2 separate regions of the Mus musculus genome follow, and region 1 is linked to region 2. A link is a contact called in ENCODE POLR2A ChIA-PET data. All regions are on one chromosome and are shown on one strand. Each heading gives the region's core, a stretch centred on a gene start or an enhancer-like site at or near the end of the contact. The rest is flanking DNA. Distances are from core to core; before and after follow the strand shown. Region 1 holds the start of Atp2a1 (ATPase, Ca++ transporting, cardiac muscle, fast twitch 1). Region 2 holds the start of Spns1 (spinster homolog 1).

What was found. ChIA-PET counts read pairs that join two places held with the same protein, here RNA polymerase II (POLR2A).
Region 1: POLR2A ChIA-PET joins it to region 2 with 10 read pairs in embryonic stem cell. The contact joins the promoter of Atp2a1 here to the promoter of Spns1 in region 2. POLR2A ChIA-PET finds 5 or more read pairs at or near these places in 4 of 5 experiments (Patski and embryonic stem cell).

Annotation. Positions count from the first base shown.
Region 1 is chr7:126,460,925-126,464,699 of GRCm38, reverse strand. It overlaps Atp2a1 (ATPase, Ca++ transporting, cardiac muscle, fast twitch 1), which reads left to right and starts at 1,627. Exons shown (of 23, transcript NM_007504.2): 1 at 1,627-1,895; 2 at 2,183-2,200; 3 at 2,513-2,595. The coding sequence starts at 1,778.
Region 2 is chr7:126,375,912-126,379,482 of GRCm38, reverse strand. It overlaps Spns1 (spinster homolog 1), which reads left to right and starts at 1,549. Exons shown (of 12, transcript NM_023712.3): 1 at 1,549-2,646; 2 at 2,744-2,809. The coding sequence starts at 2,406.

The sequences.
Region 1 (3,775 bases), core at 378-2,877, 85 kb before region 2:
AAGTGGGGCTTCTTTTTGTTCTGTGGGCTCTGCTGCCTTATCATTCTGTCTGTGCACTGGAGCCCTTGTGTGGGACCTGCTCCTTGGTTCTTTCAGGGAAACTGAGGCCTGGGTAGAGGTGGGACCTGTGTTCCAGGGCTACAGTGCTGCTGGTCCTCACTGACCTTTCTATCTCTAGTCCCATGGAAACTTTACTGCCTCAGTTTCCCCCTGCTTGCAGCCTGGCCCATATACCCCGGCTGCTCCTCCTCCAGCAGCTGCTTGGGTGGAAATCAAAAGATACCCCAATGATGAAGCGGGTGGGGAAGGGTGGCTCAGAGCAGCTGCTCTTTGGAGGAAGCTGACACCCAGGCCAGGCCAGCCCTTCAGCAACAACTTGTGGCTTTGCACCCAGCCTCTGGGGCCCCGCCCACAGGACTGCCACTGCCCGAACCCTGCTGTTTCTTTTCCCTCTTCTCTTTGGGCTTAGGAAGTCTGTGCTCTTTGCTCCCAACTCTGTTCTGTCCCCTTTTCTCCATACCTTCTCCCCTCCCTTCCAGAGCCTCTGCTTCATCCAGCCTCAGGGGTCCTGCTCTCAGTCACTGGCTTGGGGCTGGCCCAGCTCCAGAGCACTCCTGCCAGCCCTGATCCCCATTCCCTCTGTGAGCTGTTGCATCAGGGTGAGAGTTTCAGAGAACCCCACACTTCTGGGGGGGTCACCATGAAGCCCTAGGGTTGAAGGCTAGTGTAGGGTGGGGAGATCCTTACTCCCCCTGCCCCACCCTGAAACACCCATCCCTCCCCCTCTTCCATCAGCACATTCCGTAGCCTCTTGGGTTACCTGGCTGCCTGGGTGTCCCATTTTCTTCGGGGTGGGGTGGGGGGGATTCCCTGCCAGTTTCACAGGGGAGCTAAAGGCTGTGTTCCCAGAGGCTGAGCTAAAGCGGTAGTGGTGGGGGGAGTTTAGGAGAGACAGACAGTCCTGGCTTTGCTTACCAGGGCCTGGACACTAAATCCCTTGTTGATGGCTGCAGCAACCCCTCCCTAGGGTAAGGTTACCATCTGCACTGTCCCCTTGACTATCTCCCTTCCCTGGTTCCCTGTATCTCTCTAGAGCTACTTCCTCTGTCCCCAAAGATGCGCTCCCCTTTCCTTTGATCCCCCAAAAGGCTTGGAGAACTTCCTCTGCTAACCAAACACATTAGGCAGGGGAGGAGACTGTGACAGTGGAAAGGGGTTCATGATGTCAAGACCAGGCTAAGGAGTGATAAGGCCTAAGGGCCAAGAGGGCTTATGGAAAGATCTGCTCAGGGGTGGGCTTGGAACTGAGAATTTAGTGTAACTGGAGAAGTTGAGGCAACTGGGGGTGGGGTCAGTAGCGGATGATAGAAAGTGACTTTACTCCCCCCTCCTCTCTGAGGCTGGGGCCACCTTTGCGTCCCTTGTGAGTGACACCTCAGGCTGCAGCCCCACTGTTCCTCTCTGTCAGCAGAAACCTCTCTCTCTCCTGACCCCTCCTGCTGGGGTCTCAGCCAGCCAATCCCTGACCTGGAGGAAGGGGGAGCCTGCCCCCCCCACTCCCTCATAAGGACCAGCTGGGGGCTGGGGGGGTGGCCGGCTGCGCAAGTAGGACTGGGGTCAGAACTTCGTGGAAAGGAGAAGAATCTGGGGGGGGCAAGCAAGAAAAAGGAAGGAGCCCAGATCAACAGGCAGGTGGATAAGCTGAAGAAGTCCCCCCACAAGTGAGAGGCCCCTAAGAAGAAACACATCACCCCCTGGCCCCCAGGAAGGGAGCACAATGGAGGCCGCGCACTCCAAGTCCACAGAGGAATGTTTGTCCTATTTCGGGGTGAGCGAGACCACAGGCCTTACCCCAGACCAAGTTAAGCGACATCTGGAAAAATACGGCCCCAATGGTAAGTATCCCTCCGAGGAGAAGCTGGTATGGCTGCCCTCCTACCCCTGTCAGGGGAGCTGCTTCTTCCAAAGTGTATAAGGTGGAGCAGGACTGGAGAAGAAGGAGGATACTAAAGAAAAGTTTTAAAATCTGGAGTTTGGGGAGGTTTCATAGGGTGACCTTGAGCCTCATGGGACACCCTTCTGATACCCTGATTCTCTTATGTTAGCCACAGAGTTTGGGGTGTGGGGGCATGGGGCATGGGCCCCCACTGAATTTGTTCTTTTCTTCTTTTTCCCTGGGTAGAGCTCCCTGCTGAGGAAGGTAAGTTACCCTGACCCTCCTATGCCCCTCATCCCCGACTCCCCGCCTTCTCCTTACTGAGACCCATAGCCTTTCCTCAAAGCTTAAGCGTCAAGACTCCAGACACCTTCCCTGAGTCCTCCCCACCTGGAACAGCTGCCACAGATTTGAAGAGCCTTTTGGGCTGTTTCATCTCTTTCTCTCATGCCAAGCTGGGCTGCCTATCAACCTAGAGGACCAGGGCACTCTAGACTCTGGACCCTGGCCCATCCCCATCCACGGACACTCATCCCTTAACCCTGGGACTCCTCTTCTTGTCCCCCCACCCCCCAGGCAAGTCTCTGTGGGAGTTGGTGGTAGAGCAGTTCGAAGACCTGCTTGTGCGGATTCTTCTCCTGGCTGCCTGCATTTCCTTTGTAAGTGCTGTCTGAGTATGATGTGGGCCTTGGGATCAGCCTGTGGCTCTTACCATCCTGGATGCCCTCGTCCAAGCCCTGACCACCCTGTTTTCCAGGCAGGAGCTGGGGGTGGGGTGCTGGGGTGCTTCCTCCCCTGCAGAGAGGTTTTATTTTAAGCCCTGAGAGTGTTCTCAGCCAAAACACTGAAGCTAAGCCACCCTCCCAGCTTCAAGGGCTTCAAGAGCTCAGGTTACCCCCCCCCCCCCAAGCATAGGCTCCCTGCTTCAGTGAGGGTTACAATGTCTACTATGGGGCCACTGTCACTCCCAGCCTGTCCTGGTTGGTCCCCTACTCTGCGTCACCGATCCTGCCCTGCCCTCTCCAACCTGTGGTACTGATTGACTAAGAGAAAGATTTGGTACAAGGGCGACTGACTGCCAGGGTGCCCTGCAGACCTTACCAACCCTTCCACCCCTCACCCCTCAGCTGTCTCCAGGTTGGACCACATGCCACTTCCTTTGGGCCTGGAGCTTGGTGCCGACTTCTTTTTATCCAGCCTAATTCATCCTTACCTCGGTGTCTCCAGGTCCCTCAGAGCCTTAGGCTACCCCATCCCCTTGTTACATCTCCAGCATTCATAGCTCCTGCTGCTGGCTGCTTGTCACCCTCCATCCCTGCAGTCCATCTTGCATTTTTAGAATTTCTTTAGCATCTTAGTTGGAAAATAAGACCTAGGAGAGAAAACCATAAAAAAAACCCAAAACACAAAAAAACCAAGCAAACAAACAAAACCAACACTGTGGAGGCTGCATGTGCTCCTGAGCCTAAGCTGGCAGAGCCTCCCCTCTTGCCTCAGATTTGCTCCTTGGCCTTTGCCTGTGACTGCTGCCTGGCAGTGGTAACAGCTGGGGTGGGGTGGGTGCAGGAGGCCTGTAACCCTACCTCCCTCCTGTTCTCTCATGAAATTGGAGCTTCCATGCTTTGGTGGTATGGGAGGGAGGGCTGGGGGTGGGCTGGGCCCTTCCAGGATCACAGGGATTTTCCTACTGGGCTTGGGTCCCTGTGGGATGGATGTGGATGTAAGGGTGGTTGACCCTGGGTGTCCCCAGAGGTTTGCTTACAAGCCAACAGTTTGGTCAGGGAAACCTGAAAACCTTCCCAGGTAATCCCCAAGTGTATGTGTGTGCTGCACTGCCAG
Region 2 (3,571 bases), core at 300-2,799:
ACACTAGGTTTTCATTTGAATTGAGTAATGCAGTAGGCAACCTATTATGTCACGTTTCTTTCATCTCACAGTGTTTTACGTTTTTAATCTTTTATTACGTTTTTATTTTGTGTGCATGTCATGGCACATGTGTGAGGTAGAGGACAGCTTGTGGCAGGCAATCCTCTTCTGCCATTTGGATAGGGACAGAACTCAGATTGTCAGTATTGGTACCAAGTATTTTATCCTCTGAGCCACCTTGCTGGCCCTTACCTATTTTCGAACTCTCAATCTCTCTCTCTCTCTAACTTTCTCTTTCTCTCTCTCTTTCTTTCTCTGTCTCTGTATCTCATCATTATCTAGTCCAGGCTGACTTAAGACTCAATACAGTCCAGTCTTCAAATCCTCAAACTTTTATCTGCCTCTTCCTCTGCTGTGCTGAGAGGGATATTAAAAAAAAAAGATTTATTTTCTGTATATGGATACACTGTCGCTCTCTTCAGATACACTAGAGTAGGGCATTGGATCCAATGGTTGTGAGCCACTATGTGGGATTTGAACTCAGGACCTCTGAAAGAACAGTCAGTGTTCTTAACCACTGAGCCATCTCCAGCCCCAAGAGGAATCTTTAATTTTTTGTTTTGTTTTGTTTTGTTTTTTGTTTTGTCGAGACTGGGTCTTATGTACCCAAAGCCACATTAAAGTTAACTATTGCTATGTATCAAGGACCACTTTGAACTTCCAATTCTCCTCCTTCTACCTTTTGCAACGGGCTGGGTGAATGAGGTACTGGGGACTTGAGCCCAGGGTTTCAGGAATGCTTGGCAGTATTTACTATCAACTGAACTACATCCCAGTTCTGGAAGTGGGATCACAAAACAGTATTTTCATAGAATCATAGTATTTTGCATTCAGAATGTATGTATATTAAGGAAAACTAGCAACCTGAGACGGTTCGCCATGGAACACCTTTAATCCCAGCCTTCTGAAGGCAAAGGCAGGTGGATGCCTGTGAATTGGTGGCCACACTGGTCAAAAAAGGGAATTCCAGGACAGTCAGACATACAGAGAAACCTTGGAAATAAAAGAAAGAAAAATGAAAAAACAAGCCAAAAAAAAAAAAGCCTCTGCTCCGTGGGTGCTGAGATAAAAGGTTTGTTTAATTCACTGCCACACCTAGTGGGATTTTTTTTTTGTATGTTTTGTTTTCAAGACTAAAGGTATTAAAGGCATGTGCCACCAGCCAGATTGAGTTTGTTGTTGTTGGTTTATGATAAGGTTCCTCCGTGTAGCCCTGGTCACCCGGGAACTTGCTCAGTAAACCAGGCTAGCCTCGACCACAGAGATCGGCTGCCTCTGTCTCTTTAGTGCTGGGATTAGAGCCATATGCCATTTTTTGGTGCAGGGTACATTGCAGTTCATTGGTTCTGAGCCTCCGCCTGTCCTCCAGGAGAGACACCAGAGGGCGCGAGGACACTAGTCTTGGTTGGAGAAAAACTCGAGGCCATAGACAAAACATCCTCTTCCTCCTAAACTCTAGCATCTTTTCTTGGAGGCAGGGTCTCACTCAGTATGTAGCCCTGGCTGACCTGGAACTCGCTATGTAAACCAGGCTGTCCTTGAAATTGCAAAGATCTCCGTCCTTCTGCCTTCTCCTGGGACTAAAGGTATGCGCTACTACGCCCGACTCTATAGGAATCTAAATGTCCACAGTGAAAGCTCATGATTGGTAAACAAAAGGAGGCAGCTGCTCGCCGCTATTCATCCAACAATTACTGAGCAATGAAGCCATCAGCCAGTCACTGAAGAAGAAAAGAGGAAACAACTCACTAGCATCTGTAGAGATGTAATATTTCCAAATAATCCACTATCTCGTGAAATCGGATAAATGGGTATTCCATCTAGGCGATTGATTACACCAGCTTGCGAGGCCCCCTGGAGGCTACTGGTGGAAGTAGGAACGAGCGTCGGGTTACCATAGCGGAGGAGCCCTAGAAACCCTGGAGGCTTCCGTAGGCGGTGGCAGGTCACGTGTTCAATCCTTGCACCGGGTGACTTTCTCCGGTAGGGCTCCGGTGTCACATGACCTGCTCTTGGGCAACATGGCGGCAGTTGTGTTGCTGAGCTTGGACTGAGCAACAGCGAGTGTGGCGCGCTCCTTCCCGGGCTTTGGAGTGCGTCAGCGTGAGAAGAGGGACTGGGTCCTGGTCTTCCTGCTCCTGTCCCAGCGTCACCTGCACCTCCTGTGTGCTCTCCTCTGTCGGAACCAGAGGGAATGACGAAGCCCAGGGCTTTTCGCAGTGGTGCACTGTGCATCGGACCACGCTCCTAGGCGATAGTGGGCAAGTCTTCTCGCAGTCCTCTCTCCAACCTCCTTCCGTCGGAGGTAGGACCGAAGCGTGGGCGGTTGCGATTCCCCAGGGACCATGGCCGGGTCCGACACGGCGCCCTTCCTCAGCCAAGCAGATGATCCTGATGACGGGCCAGCGCCCGGCCATCCGGGGTTGCCAGGACCCATGGGGAATCCAAAGTCCGGGGAACTCGAGGTCCCAGACTGTGAGGGGCTACAGCGCATCACTGGCTTATCTCGGGGCCATTCGACCCTCATAGTGGTGGTTCTGTGCTACATTAACCTCCTGAACTACATGGACCGCTTCACCGTGGCAGGTACGCACTGATGCTCCGAAGAAGGGATATAGGCAAGGGAGAAGTTCCCCAGGATAGGGTCGCCTCTTGGCGCTCATTCTTTGTTTTTTCTTTCCAGGGGTTCTTACAGACATCGAGCAGTTCTTTAACATCGGAGATGGTAGTACTGGCCTCATCCAGACTGGTGAGTGAGGCTACTGCCCACACAACCCCTCGTTCTTAATTGCCTCAAGTAGGCCTACATACATGCAGGTTTGCCTAGTGAAGCTTTAGTGGCCAGGGCTCTTGGAGGCAATGGCCGTGGCTGCTCTTGGGCTGTCCACTTGAGCTGGGACATCGCACAGAGGGAGCCAGCTAGTTATTATGAGTCGGTAGGCAACACACTCATCCACTTTAAGCCTCATTTTTCTGGTCTGTAGAATGAAGCTAGTAATAAAATGGGCTAGTTCTTTAGACTGGTGTGAGGACTAGGTCATGCCTTGTGTGTGGCACATAGTGGGCACCAGGATACAATGGCAGGAGTGCTTGGCACTGCTGTGGGGGGAAAGTCTCCATTTCTGAGAGCCTATTATGTGCTAGGTCCTAGTAGTGCGCCCTAGAAGTGGTAGGGGCCCTACAAGGACGTTGGCCAGGTATTCTTGCCTATAGTTCTGTCAGCTGAGGAGTAGCATTCATTGCCTTTCCTATTTGTACTGGGAGAGCTACCTGTATTTTTATCAGAAGAGCTAAGATTTGCCCAGGGTCACATAAGCAAAGAGGTGAATGAGAATTTGAAACAAGGTTTTCAAGTATTTGTTTTTCCTACTCCAGGCCAGAGAGGAACTGGGTAGAAGCATTAAGTGTGCAGAAAAGAGAACGAGGTCAAAGGTCCACATGGTGTGGATTCAACACTCGTTCATTGGACACGTGTTTTATGCTAGGTTATGAATTAAAGGAGATGCAGACC